Linked DNA regions of Homo sapiens: region 1 is linked to region 2. Evidence: read pairs that join two places in POLR2A ChIA-PET (ENCODE). Cell type or tissue: MCF 10A. All regions are shown on one strand. Links, peaks and the distances in the headings refer to the core of each region. The heading gives the core; the rest is flanking DNA.

Evidence for each region. ChIA-PET counts read pairs that join two places held together with the same protein. Peaks named below come from ENCODE experiments on the same cell type or tissue, not always from the same donor. Only the 100,000 strongest peaks of a DNase experiment are listed, where the experiment ranks them.
Region 1: POLR2A ChIA-PET joins it to region 2 with 5 read pairs; 1 of 35 experiments calls an interaction of 5 or more read pairs at or near these places.

Annotation. Positions count from the first base shown.
Region 1 is chrX:41,774,337-41,782,682 of GRCh38, reverse strand. All of the region lies in intron 3 of CASK (calcium/calmodulin dependent serine protein kinase), which reads left to right. Among named protein-coding and RNA genes, the nearest start is that of GPR82, 54 kb to the right of the region's middle. In MCF 10A, for the core only: a CTCF peak has its summit at 992 (motif pointing left); a DNase peak (open chromatin) is centred at 3,472.
Region 2 is chrX:42,674,850-42,683,195 of GRCh38, reverse strand. It overlaps LOC124905181 (a long non-coding RNA gene), which reads left to right. Exons shown (of 2, transcript XR_007068221.1): 2 at 405-1,647. Among named protein-coding and RNA genes, the nearest start is that of PPP1R2C, 99 kb to the left of the region's middle. In MCF 10A, for the core only: a CTCF peak has its summit at 4,879 (motif pointing right); a DNase peak (open chromatin) is centred at 4,845.

The DNA of each region.
Region 1 (8,346 bases), core at 49-8,048, 900 kb after region 2:
TTTACTAATTATGTGAGGTTGGCCAAGTTTTATAAGTTCCCTGAGCCTCAGTTTGCTTACCTTCAGAATCTTCCTAAGATTATGAGAACTAGATGAGAAACTGTATGTGACTTCCCTTTGTAAGTGGTGAAGTGCTTTTTAACTATAAAGTATTATTTCCAGTGGCTTTAACAGGATAGTTTTAGTCCCTCATTGTTGAAGTAGTCTGTGTGGGATTTTATGTAACTAATTTTGTATGTTGTGATGGAAATAATTCATGGTTGGCTGTATATCGAGATGAGACCTGGTTAAATTGGATATTTTCCAGTGACCTGATCCCAGTGTTAACCCAAATCACTAGAACATGGCCTTATGTTTTCTTTTGTTTTGTTTTCTTTTTTAACAGTGTAATTGTGGAAAATTTCAAATGAAAAGAGAGAATAGTATAATAAACCCCAGCATACTGGTCACCAAGCTTCAATAGTTATCAAAACATTTTGCCATTCCTATTCTGTTCCTCCTGATGTCTTTTTCTCCCCTGGAGATTTCTAAAGCACTATAATTTCACCTATAAATACTCTTGTTTGTATTTCTAACAGATAAGGATTTTTTAAATGATCATATTATTATTATACCTAACAAAATCAACAATAATTCCTTAATATCATGTCATGATCAGTTGATACTCAGTTTTCCCTGATTGAACATGAATTTTAACTGACAGATTTCTGAATTTAGAATTGTTTTATTAGCTCTAGGGACCTGAAAGTAGATTATAAATTCAGTTAAAATAACTTAGTTATTTCTCAAAAGGGCCAGAAGCAAACTAGAAATAGAAAATTGTTCTTTTGTATCATTGTTTTGTAAATTCACCTCAACAATTGGCCTTGCACAGTTTTTTGCATCCTCCTTATCTCCTGGGTTTCAAACAAACCAAAAATATCGATTACTCTAAGATTTAAAGTCATGTGGAGCAAAAAACAAAGCCAATGCACTTGTGTATAGTTCCACCTACTGGCTAGGTGAGAGATTGCTTCTATAGCTGCTACGTAGACTAAGCTACTCCAGAATTGCCCTCATGTTTCTGGCAACAGATGTAATTACCCCTGGTATTTAGGGGCTCATTGCTCAGGTTATGGGTTATCTGGATCCTTTTTACAGTTTTTGTAACATGACACCCATACAGTGTAGACAATGAAAGGCAAAAAAATAAAATAAAATTAGGTCAGTTAGTTTTGTTGTTTGTTGGCTACTTAGAAGCAGCATTTATCATTTTGGTGGAGAAAAGGCTAGACAAAACAGCATATTTGGATCATGAGTGAGTTTCTTAATATGGTGTCCATATCTGTCTTTGCCACAGACTATGTATAACCAACACTCCTTTTTTTCTTCCTAAACTGAAGTCATGAAATTATATGGCCCGAGAATGTTGTTTATCATGTTAGAAAATCCTTAGAACTAGTTGATGGCTGGGCTCAGTGGCTTACGCCTATAATCCCAGCAGTTTGGGAGGCCAAGGCAGGAGGATCACCTAGGGGTTTGAGACCAGCCTGGGCAATAGAGTGAGACCTCATCTCTACGAAAAAATTTTAAAAATTAGCCAAGCATGGTGGCACACACCTGTAGTCCCAGCTACTTGGGAGGCTGAGGTGGGAGAATTACTTGAGCCACAGAGGCAGAAATTGCAGTGAACCAAGATCATGCCACTGTACTCCAGTGTGGGCAACAAAGTGAGACCCTGTCTCAAAAATAATAAGCCGGACTTGGTGGCTTACACCTGTAATCCCAGCAGTTTGGGAGGCTAAGGTAGGTGGATCACTTGAGGTCAGGAGTTTGAGACCAGCCTGGCCAACATGGCAAAACCCCGTCTCTACTAAAAATACAAAAATTAGCCGGGTGTGGTGGCACACACCTGTAATCCCAGCTACTCGGGAGGCTGAGGCAGGAGAATCACTTGAACCCAGAAAGCAGAGGTTGCAGTGAGCCAAGATAGCACCACTGCACTCCAGCCTGGGTTACAGAGCAAGACTCTGTCTCTAAAAATAAAATAATAATAATAATAATAGTTGATATCTACTTAATCACAAATGGTTTATAAGTTTAAAGCATGCTTAAAAACAGAGACTCACAAAACCAGAATTTTAGATATGGAAAAGATTAGATTAGTAAATTTCAAATTTTAGGTTAGAAAATCCGGTATAAAACTTGTTAAACAAGCAGGTACCCAGGTCCCACCTCTAGACATTCACTTTTGCAGATGTGAGTTCTGACCGGGCAGGTCAAGAGATGATTGACCTTTAAAATGGGGGTAATACAACATAAAGGCTATATCATCATTGTCCCAACACACACAGTAGTTTTGTAGACATCTGCATATATTTGCACATCCATTACTTTGGGATTACACTTAAATTTGAACCTGTCTGTAGCAATTTGCTGAAACATATTTTAAATACAGGTTCAGTTTTGAAGACAGGCTGAGTTGGGTTATCCCCACAAGTTAAATATTTATTTCTAAGTGACACATTTGGGCTTGTCTTTAGTAGTATCTGGTACTTGAGTTAAGCTGTAAATCCTAAATTGGCTGGCCAAGGAATTTTAATTACCTTATTACAGAGCGATTACATATACCACGGGGAGACTTTTACAATAATTAAATATTGATTTAAAACACATCCGACATGATGTGTATCTTTTAAAATAATTTTTTTGTATCTTTTAAATTTTTTATCTTTAATATTTTTACCTTTTATATCTTTAATTTTTTTGTATATTTTAAAATAATATTAGCAGTTTGTGTTTTTGTAGCTCACAAAGGCGATAAACTGAAAGCTCTTTTTTTATTATTATTTTTTTTTGGTCTAGTATTTATGCCTGGGGAAGGGAGTGTTTGTGAAATTTATTTATACTGATAGAGTGGAACTGATTACTACTTACCAGCAAACTTGCTGCTTAAGGGAAAATATGTTTGTCTCATACCAAGCAATAAATATCTGTACTGTAGCATTTTAATCTATTTGAAGATTTGCTCATATTTTCATAGCTAGTCTTATATAATCTATTTTGATTTTTTCTTTTTATGTGTGATGATATAAATTGCTATTTGTTCTTTCAGCAAAGTAAACATCTCTTTTGACTCACAGTATCAAAATGTTTAGTTGATTTTAGTTTTGCAAACTGTGTGTCAGGGATCCCCAAGACCACCCCCAGGCTTGATGATTCACTAAGAAAACTCAAAGGACTCAGCATATAGTCATATTCACAGCTATGATTTATTATAGCTAAAGGATATAAAGAGAAATCAGCAAAAGGAAAAGATACATTAGCTGAAGTCCAGGGGAAACCAGGCACAAGCTTTCAAGGGTCTCCCCAGCAATGAGTTGTGACAACACATGTGAAATGGTGCCAACCAGGGAAGCTTATTAGAGACTCTGCCCTGGGTTTTTATTGGGGGCTGGTCACATAGGCATCTTCCACTTGGCACTTAACCAAATTCCAGACTCCCAGAAAGAAAGCAGGTGTTCAGCCTAAATCACATTGTTAGCACAAACAGTTTAGACACAGTGAGTCAGTCTTTTCAGTCAGGAATGTAGAGGACCGTCCTGAAATCCAAGTTCCCAGATAAACCTCTCAAGGGCCAACCTTAGTAGGCCTTTCAAGCCTTTTATGAGATAGTAGTTTAGGCCTGCTATATTAACTCTTCTGCACAAACTAAAATAGAGATAAATAGAAGAAGGGTTTTAAAAGAGTTGATATAAACTCCTGGATCTGCAAACAAAATATAATTGACTGTAAAGATAATGACAGGGTTTGGAGTTTGGGGTTTTTTTTTTTTTCTTTTTAACTGTAAATACAGTATCATTTTTATATCTGTTAAAAAACATTTAGGTGGTCAGATTTTTGTATAAAACAAATCCTGGATTGGGATGTTACAGTATAGAACAGATTTTAAACTTTGAATGCTATATGAGAAAATAAACTATTCAGATGCTACTGTCTTAGAAATACATTTGAAATTGTCACTCCGATAACTTTTCGTCTATGACAACTAATCTTCAAGCCACTAAAATAATTTTGAATAAATTTGTGTACATATAAAATCTGAAGAAAATTCAGTTAATTTTCTGTTATTTAAAAGAAGTATAGTTTGTTCATTTAAAAATAAAAGTTATTGGCCAGGCACGGTGGCTCACACCTGTAATCCCAGCACTTTGGGAGGCCAAGGCGGGCGGATCACTTGAGGTCAGAAGTTTGAGACTAACCTGGCCAACATGGTGAAACCCTATCACTACTAAAAATACAAAAATTAGCCAGGCGTGGTGGCGGGCGCCTGTAATCCTAGCTACTCGGGAGGCTGAGGCAGGAGAATCACTTGAACCTGGGAGGCAGAGGTTGCAGTGAGCCGAGATCACACCACTGCACTCCAGCCTGGGCAACAAGAGCGAGACTCAGTCTTGAAAAAAAAAAAAATTCTTAGTGTACAACCTTTGCCATATACATAACTTGTAAAAATTTAGAAATTACAGAAAATTTTGACAAAAAATAATGTCTTAATTTTGTTATAAAAATTGTAACAGAAATAAATGTCATTCACAAACATTTTGGACCATTTCCTTCTATTGGAAGCATTTTGCTATACCATTAAATATTTTTTGGATACAATATTTTAATGACTTCATTAAGACATCTAAATGTGTGCATGTGCCATGTTTAATAAATTCCCTATAGTTCAACATTAACATTGTTTTTCCCTATTAGAAATAATTTATAATTAATATCTTGTACATAATTACTTGTTCACGCCCCTTGATTGCTTTGTTTCCTCAGAATACATTTCTGAAAGTAGAATAACTGGGTAAAAGAGTATATGAATACATACAAATACATACATCATACTTAGATTTAACCTTTTTCTCAGTACAATGCCTCACATTTTGAAAAATACATTCACATAAATATACAACTTAAAGAATTATTGTAGAAGTGAACAACCATGTAACTATAACCCAAGTCAAGAAATTTTAAAACTGCCAGTACCTCAACAGCCCCTGAATTCCCCTTTCTCATGATAATCCCCTTCTTCTCTCAGAAATAACTAATCTGGACTTCACTTCTGTGCTTTTTATATCCCTAGCATCAAAATAGGAATTCTCAGAATTCTCAAATAATAAAGTTCACTGTCGTCTGCTAAAATCTATTTTTTTTTTTTTTTTTTGAGACGATGTCTCGCTCTGTCGCCCAGGCTGGAGTGCAATGCTGTATCAGCTCACTGCAACCTCCGCCCCCTGGATTCAAGCAATTCTCGTGCCTCAGCCTCCCGAGTAGCTGGGACTACAGGCATGCACCACCACGCCCGGCTGATTTTTGTATTTTTAGTAGAGACAGGGTTTCACCATGTTGGCTAGGCTGGTCTCAAACTCCTGACCTCAAGTGATCCGCCTGCCTCTGCCTCCTAAAGTGCTGGGATTACGGGCATGAGCCACCACGCCTGGCCTAAAATCTTTATTTGAATGGAATCCTACAGTATATACTCTATTTTTGGTCTCTGAGATTCATCTGGTTGCTTTGTGCAGCTGTTCCTTTATTTTATTGCTATGTAGTATTGCAGTGAACAAACTCGCACTATTTATTCATTTTAATGCTAATGAGTATTTGGGTGATTCCCAGATTTCACTATTTTGTAGAGCAGATCCTTCCACGTTGTTCTTCAGCCATGTTTTAAGGGATGTACTTGTCTGCATTTCTCATATACATTTTAGAATGAGGTTGTCAATTTCCACCAAAACAAAAAAACTATTGAGATTTTTGTCTTGAATTACTATATCAAATCTTGATAGCAATTTGAGAATAATTGACATGTTTACAGTGTTGAATCATCCAATTCGTGAACATAGTGTCTATCTTCCCATTTATTTAGCTCTTTGATTTCTTGCAATAAAGTTTTATATGTTCCTCTGTAGAGGTTGTGTACATCTGTATTAGATTTATGTATTGTCAGATTTATTCTTAGGTATTTTGTTTTTAGGGTAAGTCAGTTTCTCTCATTCTCCCTTCTCTTTCCCTTTCCTTGTACTAACTTTGTGTTCCTATTCATCAGGCTTCATTAATTCCAACAATTAATCTGTAGAATCATTTGGATTTTCTCCATACATAATCATATCATCTGTGTATAAGGAGGATTTGATTTGCCCTTTCCAACTTTTTTACATCTTTTCTTGCCTTTATTACAATGGATAAAACATTCAGGGCAGTGGTGATGGCAGTTATCTCTGCTTATTTCTGATCTTAGAGTTTGCTAAGCATGAATGGATCATGAATTTTATCAAATGTCTTTTTTCTGCATATGCAGTCATGCATCCTATAATGATATTTCAGTCAACAACAGACTGCATATACATGGGTGCTCTCATAAGAGTATAATGGAGCTGAAAAATTCCTATCGACTAGTGGTATCATAGCTGTCATAACATAATAGCTCAACACATCACTCACGTTTGTGGTGATGCTGCTATAAACAAGCCTGTGCTAGCAGTCATATAAAAGTATAACACATACAATTATATACAGCACACAATACTTGATAATGATAATAAATAACTCTGTTACTGGTTTATGTATATACTATACTTTTTTGTTGTTTTGTTTTTATTTTAATTTTATTTATTATTATTATACCTTAAGTTTTAGGGTACATGTGCACAATGTGCAGGTTAGTTACATATGTATACGTGTGCCATGCTGGTGCGCTGCACCCACTAACTTGTCATCTAGCATTAGGTGTATCTCCCAGTGCTATCCCTCCCCCCTCCCCCCACCCCACAACAGTCCCCAGAGTGTGATGTTCCCCTTCCTGTGTCCATGTGTTCTCATTGCTCAATTCCCACCTGTGAGTGAGAACATGCGGTGTTTGGTTTTTTATCCTTGCGATAGTTTACTGAGAATGATGATTTCCAGTTTCATCCATATCCCTACAAAGGACATGAACTCATCATTTTTTATGGCTGCATAGTATTCCATGGTGTATATGTGCCACATTTTCTTAATCCAGTCTATCATTGTTGGACATTTGGGTTGGTTCCGAGTCTTTGCTATTGGGAATAGTGCCGCAGTAAACATACGTGTGCATGTGTCTTTATAGCAGCATGATTTATAGTCCTTTGGGTATATACCCAGTAATGGGATGGCTGGGTCAAATGGTATTTCTAGTTCTAGATCCCTGAGGAATCACCACACTGACTTCCACAATGGTTGAACTAGTTTACAGTCCTACCAACAGTGTAAAAGTGTTCCTATTTCTCCACATCCTCTCCAGCACCTGTTGTTTCCTGACTTTTTAATGATTGCCATTCTAACTGGTGTGGGATGGTATCTCATTGTGGTTTTGATTTGCATTTCTCGGATGGCCAGTGATGGTGAGCAGTTTTTAATGTGTCTTTTGGCTGCATAAATGTCTTCTTTTGAGAAGTGTCTGTTCATGTCCTTTGCCCACTTTTTGATGGGGTTGTTTGTTTTTTTCTTGTAAATTTGTTTGAGTTCATTGTAGATTCTGGATATTAGCCCTTTGTCAGATGAGTAGGTTGCGAAAATTTTCTCCCATGTTGTAGGTTGCCTGTTCACTCTGATGGTAGTTTCTTTTGCTGTGCAGAAGCTCTTTAGTTTAATTAGATCCCATTTGTCAATTTTGGCTTTGGTTGCCATTGCTTTTGGTGTTTTAGACATGAAGTCCTTGCCCATGCCTTGTCCTGAATGGTAATGCCTAGGTTTTCTTCTAGGGTTTTTATGGTTTTAAGTCTAATGTTTAAGTCTTTAACCCATCTTGAATTAATTTTTGTGTAAGGTGTAAGGAAGGGATCCAGTTTCAGCTTTCTATATATGGCTAGCCAGTTTTCCCAGCACCATTTATTAAATAGGGAATCCTTTCCCCATTGCTTGTTTTTCTCAGGTTTGTCAAAGATCAGATAGTTGTAGATATGCGGCATTATTTCTGAGGGCTCTGTTCTGTTCCATTGATCTATATCTCTGTTTTGGTACCAGTACCATGCTGTTTTGGTTACTGTAGCCTTGTAGTATAGTTTGAAGTTGGGTAGCGTGATGCCTCCAGCTTTGTTCTTTTGGCTTAGGATTGACTTGGCAATGCGGGCTCTTTTTTGGTTCCATATGAACTTTAAAGTAGTTTTTTCTAATTCTGTGAAGAAAGTCATTGGTAGCTTGATGGGGATGGCATTGAATCTATAAATTACCTTGGGCAGTATGGCCATTTTCACGATATTGGATTCTTCCTACCCATGAGCATGGAATGTTCTTCCATTTGTCCTTCACGTCCCTTGTAAGTTGGATTCCTAAGTATTTTATTCTCTTTGAAGCAAT
Region 2 (8,346 bases), core at 232-8,231:
CATGTTAAGCATTGCTGTTGTTTGTTTTAATGTCCCTTTGACTGTATAATACGGTCTTTACTGATCAAATGATGTGTAACATTTTTCTTGGATTCCTTTTTAGGATGCTTTTGTTAATGTGGTACACTGAGATTATGGGGATTGGGGTAAAGAAAGAGAATGCATGTGCAGCATGATTTACACATAGTGTACATAACTTCTAGAGCCTTACAACAGAGCAACCAAAAGGAAAAGATTCTAATGTAGCAATTATTGCTTAAACACATTTAATGAATCAAAGATGGAGCGATCCTGAAGCAGAAATGATACTCTAAGTAAAACAGTCCTGCAAGTTCATTGGTAGATGTTTAGTTTGGATGATTTGTATTGGGATTTTAATTTTATATTCCTTTTATTTAATATAGGATGTGAACTTGGAAAAGCTCTAAGGCAGCCCAGGAAAAGGCAGACAAGAAACCATCATGAATGGGTGCTGCATGAGCAGAGATTGTCAAGAAAATGGGATGGTAATTTGCATAGGTCCACAAAGCGAACATTGATTTGAAGTGTTCCTGTGAATGGCCAGTAGACAGGATATAGAAACAGACAGGAAATCATAAAGTGGAGAATGGTGTATAAGATGGAGTTTCAGCCTGGGGAAGTACATAAAATAATGCCATGTCAAGGTCATAAGAACTTCGACAGTCAGGGAGATGACAAATAGAAAACTGATTCATAAATCCTGAAATAAAATATTACTACCTAAACTCTAAATCAGATGGCCACCAGGTCAAAAATAAATTACAAGGTGAATCTAATGTAGCTATGTAATTAAAAATTGGCCATGTTGATGAGGCAAGAAATTTTGGCAATAACAGTAATGAAGGTGTCAGGGCTCAGAAAATGACATGCCAAATTATGGCACTTTAGTGTGCTGAGTACTTTGAACTAAAGGAGATTGGAATGCCTCAGAAGCAAAGCCACTCTATCCCCCACCTTTCTGTGTAGGTGTATAGCAGATGCATCTGACAGCAATAACTTAAGCATACCCTGAGAAAGACCCTCAAGTCTAAGAAGAATGTGTGTTTGGAGTTCTGAGCTAAGAAATCCAGGAGTGGCAAACCTAGAGATTCGCTCCTTGTCTATGAAGGACATATGACCCCCTGGCCCATGCCTTGGAATGCAGGCCATATAGGGGATTAAGGTCCTTTGTTTTGGGTTATATGGAGGTTGTTAGGTGGAGGGTGGTAGCAGGTTTTCAGTCCAGCCCACCACCACTGTACTGCCCCATATGTAAGTCCTCAGTAAACCCTATGTGTCATCTGCTGGTTCCGGGTCTCCTCTCTTCTTCCGCTTCTAGGACATGGTGCTATCCCTATTGGAGTCAGTAGGTCTGGCACAACAGTAGGAGCTGGCCATAAAGAAATTCTCTGACCTACCTTGTCTGATAGCAGGTCATAAGATCCTTATTCCAGAGGGGTCCTGCCCCATACCTGGGAGAAAGGAATGCTACACAGAGGTCAAGGAGAAGCCAAACAAGCAGGACTTAATGGGTTTCCCACTCCGTCTATTGCCATTAGATCATACATTTTTTGTGTGGAATCATATTTCTACATGGTTGTCCATTCTTCATGAAAACTAAGAATAAAAGTAGACAATTTTCCCTGAGTCTTTGTGTCTTCATTTCTGAAGGCTTCCTTGTTATGTAAAATTTTGATTAAATACATTTGTTATGCTTTTCTCTTGTTAACCTATCTTTTGTTACAAGAGTGTTGGCTGTGATTTTTATGATGGGTAAGAAAGGTTACTGCACCTTTTCCTGTCCTACAAAGGAAAAAAATAATCAAATTATATCTTAGTTGGAAGTAATCTAAAAACTATATTAACCATTAACTAGAGACTATTTTCACCAGGGCTAAAAACAAACATGGAAAAAAAAATAAGACTATCAGAATTAAAAGACTTATAAAGCTTATGTCACTATCAGCAAAAGACTAGAAAACTTTTCCTTGGAGAATAAGAAACAGGGATTCAGACTCAGGTACATAAAATAACCTTAGTACTTTATAATCTTACCTATATATTTTCGGTATCTCTTCAGCCAGAGGGGTATTATCCCACTCTGTAGTTTAGCATCACAATTAATTTAAGTGGGGTTAAAGAAACACCATGTTTTTCATGTTCTTGACATCCCATAGCCCTAGTCCTTCTCTCCAGAATTGTGTTAACAACAAAGTTATGCTGCCACCTAAAGAGCAAGGCTCCTTTTCAAATTTAAACTATGGGCTGTTGTTTTTTCTATCTCTCTATGCTTATTTCTAACTGTCTGACCTGGAGCCCCATAGCCTTGGACTAGCCAAGCGCTGACTCAGGAAAGGGAAACAAGAACACAAGGCCTGAGTTTTCCCAGGAGCAGAAAGCACTGAAGATTAGAAAGGCCTTTGTCGTCTTTGTTATGTGTAATTTGACTAAATCTACTTAAATAAAAAAGAACTGGGGGCTTCAGAGAACCTCTGTACCCTTAAATGAACAATATAATGCAAAGGGGAAAAGAAAAAAGTGAATGGGGAAAAAAATATTTTTTTCTTTTCTGCTGAAAATATCTAAAGTTTCATTAATAAAACCTGGATCCTTTTTCACTAAATATGGTTCTGACCTGTTCGCAAAAGGCCTGTGCAGAAATATCAGGTAATTAATAATGCCTTGAGGGGAAATGTGCTTTAGATGTTTTATTGTTTTTTTAATCACTTAACATGGTTTTTAAATGATTATTTATTTCTGGCCACATTGTTGCATACTGATTTTAGGGTGGCTTACATAAATACATTTAATTATATAAGATAAAAACTAATAAGAAGCAAAGAAGAAAAGCAGGGTAAAGGAGAAAATAAAAGTAGTTGAGATAGAGCCAGGGGTTATATTGATACCCCAAATGCGTGTTCTAAGTCCTCATTGTTTCACTAGAGATGTGAGATGTGAGAGACAAAACCAGGCACATGTCTTACAACATCCATACAATAAAAATCAGACTTGATACTCAAAAGAGCCAGAGAGAAATGTCTCCCCTGGATTCTCATAAACAGGAATATAATGGACAACTTCCTCAACAGCATCCCTACAGTAAATACAGAAACAGGTTCAAAGGGAAGTTTCTTACACTCCCCTTGGTGCCACCATATAAATATAACCCAGGAAGAGCAATTTGCCAAGGACATCCACACACATCTCTGATGGTCTACCTTGGTCCAGGGAAAGAGATGAGCATGTGCAAAGAATGGATGAATGCACTGCACATCCCTCATTCAACAAATCACCATAAGTATTTGGTTTTTTGGCCACACTTGGGAGAAGCACCAAGTTCAGGAAGATACCCCAGACAAGTAGCTGGAGAGCAACTGCTCTGTGTTGCCAGCTTTGCCGAGTTGTAAATAAAACTGACTTCTTGTCATTGTTGAAGAGCTCTGTCTCCTGAGGCAGCTCCCCTTTATGCATATGAGAAACTGTCCTTTCACTCACTCCCAAGAGAGCATGCCTGAACCACAGAGCATTCGGGAGAGGGCCTGAGCTCTTCTAGGTTTTATTGTACCTAAAATTTGAACAATTCTGGGGAGCCATTTTAGAAGATACATACAAAATCAACTGCAAAAGTTAATTTTTATTTAGAATGAGAAAACACAACAAATTACAAAATCTTTAAAACCTGGCAGATACCATGAACATTTCTAAAAATTAACTAATATTTTTGATGAATTAACTGCCTGATACACCTGTATTGTACATTATTTTCTACATTTTGACTGCATATTCCTTAATCTTTTATAATATTTTCTATACGGAAAACAGAAAGATAATTCAGCCTTTTTTCTAGCGCAAATGATGGAAATTTGTTAAAAATCCATAGTTTAGGAAGTTTCTTTCCACTTTACAACCTGTTATTGACAATGACAGGTGCATTATTAGGATTGCCAAATTTACAAAAATCTCTATCGAATTTCTTTCATAGATACACTGTGATATTTATAATTATTTTTCACAGATCAGTTTCTGGCTGCCTATATTTGCTTGTCCTCCACTACCTACCTTTATACTCATGCTTCCAAGTTCCAAAGGACAAGTTCATATCACAATATGATCCTTAACCTTCATGTTACAGTGAGAGATAAATTAGCATCATGGGAAGTAGGATTATATTATTCTATCAGGATGGCTAGTAACAACTGCACAAGAAAATGACTGTGAAAATACATAGACATACCCCACTAAGCTTTACCTAAATGGATCCTGTAGTAGGCTGAATAATGGCCACTTGAAGATATCAAGTCTTAATCCCTGGAACAGGTAAATGTTACCTTATAAGCAAAAAGGTCTTGAAGTTGTAGTTAAGGCTTTTGAGATAAGGAGATTATCTTCGATTATCCAGGTGAACCATAAATACAATTTTAGTGTCTTTTTTTTTTTTTTTTTGAGATGGAGTTTCGCTTTTGTTGCCCAGGCTGGAGTGCAATGGCGTGATCTCGGCTCACCACAACTTCCACCTCCCGGGTTCAAGCAATTCTCCTGCCTCAGCCTCCCAAGTATCTGGGATTACAGGCATGCACCACCACGCCCAGATAATTTTGTACTTTTAGTAGAGATGGGGTTTCTCCATGTTGGTCAGGCTGGTCTCGAACACCCGACCTCAGGTGATTTGCCTGCCTCAGCCTCCGAAAGTGCTGGGATTACAGGCGTGAGCCACCATGCCCGGCCCGTGTTAATGTCTTTATAAGAGACCCGCAGAAGGAGATTACAAAAGAAGGCAATGTGATGACAGAGGCAGAGATTAGAATGATGTGGCCACCAGCCAAAGAACACCAAGGAATGCTGGCAGCCACCAGAAGCTAGAAGAGGAAAGGAATGAATTCTCCCCTAGAGCCTCCAGAGGGAGTCCTGCTGACACCTTGATTTTCTCCCATGCCTTTTCTTAATAAAGACACTAATGTTCGGCAAGGCTATGTCACTTGCCTAAGGTCATATAGCAAGTGAATGGCAGAGCTAAGATTCTAACTAGATGTCCTTGACTATAAAAGTTTTATAGTTGGAGTCTTCCTTCTCTCCCTGCTGCCACATCTAAATGAAGTTAAAAGAGACAAAATATTTACCATAGCAGGGTAAGAGAGTGATGATGCAAAAAGTAAGAAATACTTTTTTCTTATTATGGATAAAATTTACATTTTTGAACATTGAAATATTTAATCTGTTATGAAAGCTTCCCATTAAGCTCCCATTTAAATAAGCGCTATTTATGTCACTTATTAAGGAAATCATGTAAAAACGATTTTTTTAACGGAAACACAATCATTGCTATCGTTTTTAAGACATCAGATATAAAAGATAGTAATAGATTCCTTACACTGGAAAATGGATCATGTCCCCTATTGGCCATCAAATTTTTCGCTTGTGTCTGTATCAATGTAACTTTCACCTAAAGGAAAATTGAAGAAAGAAACAGAAAAAAAATCACAGAATTTGAAAATTTACAATGGGACATTTCTTAGCTAAGGCCAGCATATGATAGGTAAAGGGGTTAGCTTTAATTACTATTGGATGGACAAAACAAGAAAGGCTGGGGATGGGGTGTGAATAAAGTTAAAGCAAAGAGTCCGTGGTACCCACTAGATTGTGATTCCCTGGAAAGTAGCGACCATGTCTGACTCCTTATTTTTTCCTCGGATCTTAACACAAGACATTACACTGAATAAAAGTTTAACTAAATTGAAGGAACAGCATGGGCTTTTGAATCATCACTAGGATTCAAAGTAGGTGGATTCTCTTGTCCCTTATTAACCAGAGGTTAAATCACTTATGTTTGCTGAGATAGAGCTCCATCATCTGTAAAATAGAGAAAATAATACTTACCTTATAATACTCTTACGATCATTGTTCCCAAGATTCTTACACGAATTCTACTATAGAACCTGAAAGTGCCCTGACCTCTATCATAGATTTATTAGTCTTCTGTCTCTCAAGAAAAAGACGGACATACAAAATTGTGTAACTTATTAAATTAGTCCAACAAAATTCTGAGTGCTCCTTTCTCAGAAAGGTAAACTTTCATGCTCTCGCAACAAATGGAACATGTAATGCTTGCAACGCCTCTGACAGGTTTTTTTGTCCAAAGCTTGTGCCAGCTTGATGTTCAGTGTTGGTTCTAAAGAACAGGGAAGGATGACCTGCCCACTGATCCACCTCAATAAGGCCATAGAGTTATGGTTGGGTCTTATCATACCCAATCATTTCTGTTCTCAAAGAAATTATAAAAGGGGCATGAATCTTGGCTTTGAAACAGATGCCCAGTGTGAAGATTAACCTTCTATTGTCTGCCTACCCACTCCACGTCCACCCCATAATCAAAGGTGTGAGAATGGTGATCTAGATATATGAAAACTAGGAAAACTGTCACATGCAAAAGGCTAAAACCAGTAAGGGTCACTGCTCTATAACATTGTTCTGACTAGACAATAAAGGACAGTGAACACACCCATTGCCAATTGCTCAGACTTTTTCTGTCCTGAATTTCCTATCTCTTTACTTAGACTTAGACTTCCTGTCTAGGCAAGACTCCATAGACCCCTTTTGCCTTGCTTCTCCTCATTAAGCCCCTGAAATTATAAAAGAGACAACTAAAGGAGATATCTGAAAGGTGATGCGAAGATGAACCCCTCTGAGACTACAACACTGGAGGGACAACCCAGAAGCACAGTGTCTCATGTGCCCCCACTCAATGGAAGAGAAGGCAACTCAGACTTGGAGTTTCCCTACCCCTGACCTGGCAACTCCCGCAAGGGAGATCAACAAGGAGCCCTACCAACAATAAGCAGCCAGGAGAAGTGCTCTCCATTTCAGTCATGCCTTAGACTCCCTCACCCCACCGAGAGATGCTGAAGTGGGTGAAAAGAACCAGCAATAGGGAACTCTAGCAATTGGCCCCATACAAGAAGTTTCTTTGTCGCTCTGGGCCCCAAACTCTCTTCCTTCACCTAGAGGGATCCTGCAATTATACTCTCAGGCATTTGTTCCAGAGAAATGAAAACTTATATCCACACAAAATCCTGTGCATGAATGTCAATAGCAGCTTTAATAGTAATAGGCACAGACTGGAATCATCCTAGATAGCTATCAAAAAGAGAATGGTTAAACCAACTGGGATACGTATATACATGGAATACTGCTTATTGACAAAAAGAATGAATTATTGATACATGCGGCAATTTGGATGACTCTTCAGGGACCTATTCTGAGCGAGAAAAGTCAATTCCAAAATATTATATGCTGTATGATTCCAGTTATAAAACATTTTTGAAATGATAAAATTTTAGAAATGGAGGACAGATTAATGGTTGCTGGGGTTTGCGACAGGAAAGGAGGTAAGCATGTTATAAAAGGAGAACATAAGGTGTCCTTGCCTTGATGAAACTATTTCTTCTGGGTCTTAACAGTGGTTGTGGATATAAACCTACATGTATAATAAAATTGTATAGAACTAAACACAAACACATGCATATATACACACACACAAACACAAAATAAATATACAGGGTCTCTCTATTATTTCTTACAAGTGCATGTGACTCTACAATTATCTCAATAAAAATTTTAATTAAAAAAGCAGGCCTAGCAAGGATGAAACAAAATGTTATAGTTTAGCAAAGCAGATTTTCTAGTACATAATTGATGCTCCATAAATATTAATTTATTTTTCATTTTCATTCCCCTTCCACCCTTCCTGCTGCCACATTTACACACACTCACCCACCCACCCTCACTCCCTCACAACGCACACACACATTTTTCTTCTTACTTAAAATCATGGAAGCTTGTCAAATAGTCCTTTTACCAGAATGCTACAAAATCGAACCACAGAATCCTGCACACAGCTACAGCCCCAGTGTTAACATCCTTACATTGAATTGACTTCCACTGTCTTCCAGGACTCCTCCACAATCAGCCTAAGGCAGTATAGGCCTTGCAGATCATGTGGGCAGCAAGGGTTTCTGACTAAATAGTCCTAGAGGTCGCTAAGTTGTTCATAACCAATGAAAGAAAAAGAGTTATCCAGTGAATTAGAGTTAACTTCTGTAAATCCTTTAAAATAGCTAGGTAATCTTTGAGAGGCCATATACAGAAAAGATTAAAGGAGTGAGCTGTGGGTTTCATCAGACCTGAGATTCAGCATGAAATCTACCAAAGGTACCACAAATGTAACCTTGTCCAAAACGAATCTCAGTTTCTGCATATGTAAAATGGGAATGATAAGAGCACCCACCTACCTCATGCAACTGTTGAGAGAAATAAATGAGACATTGTAAGTAAAGTTTGTAATGCACTGTT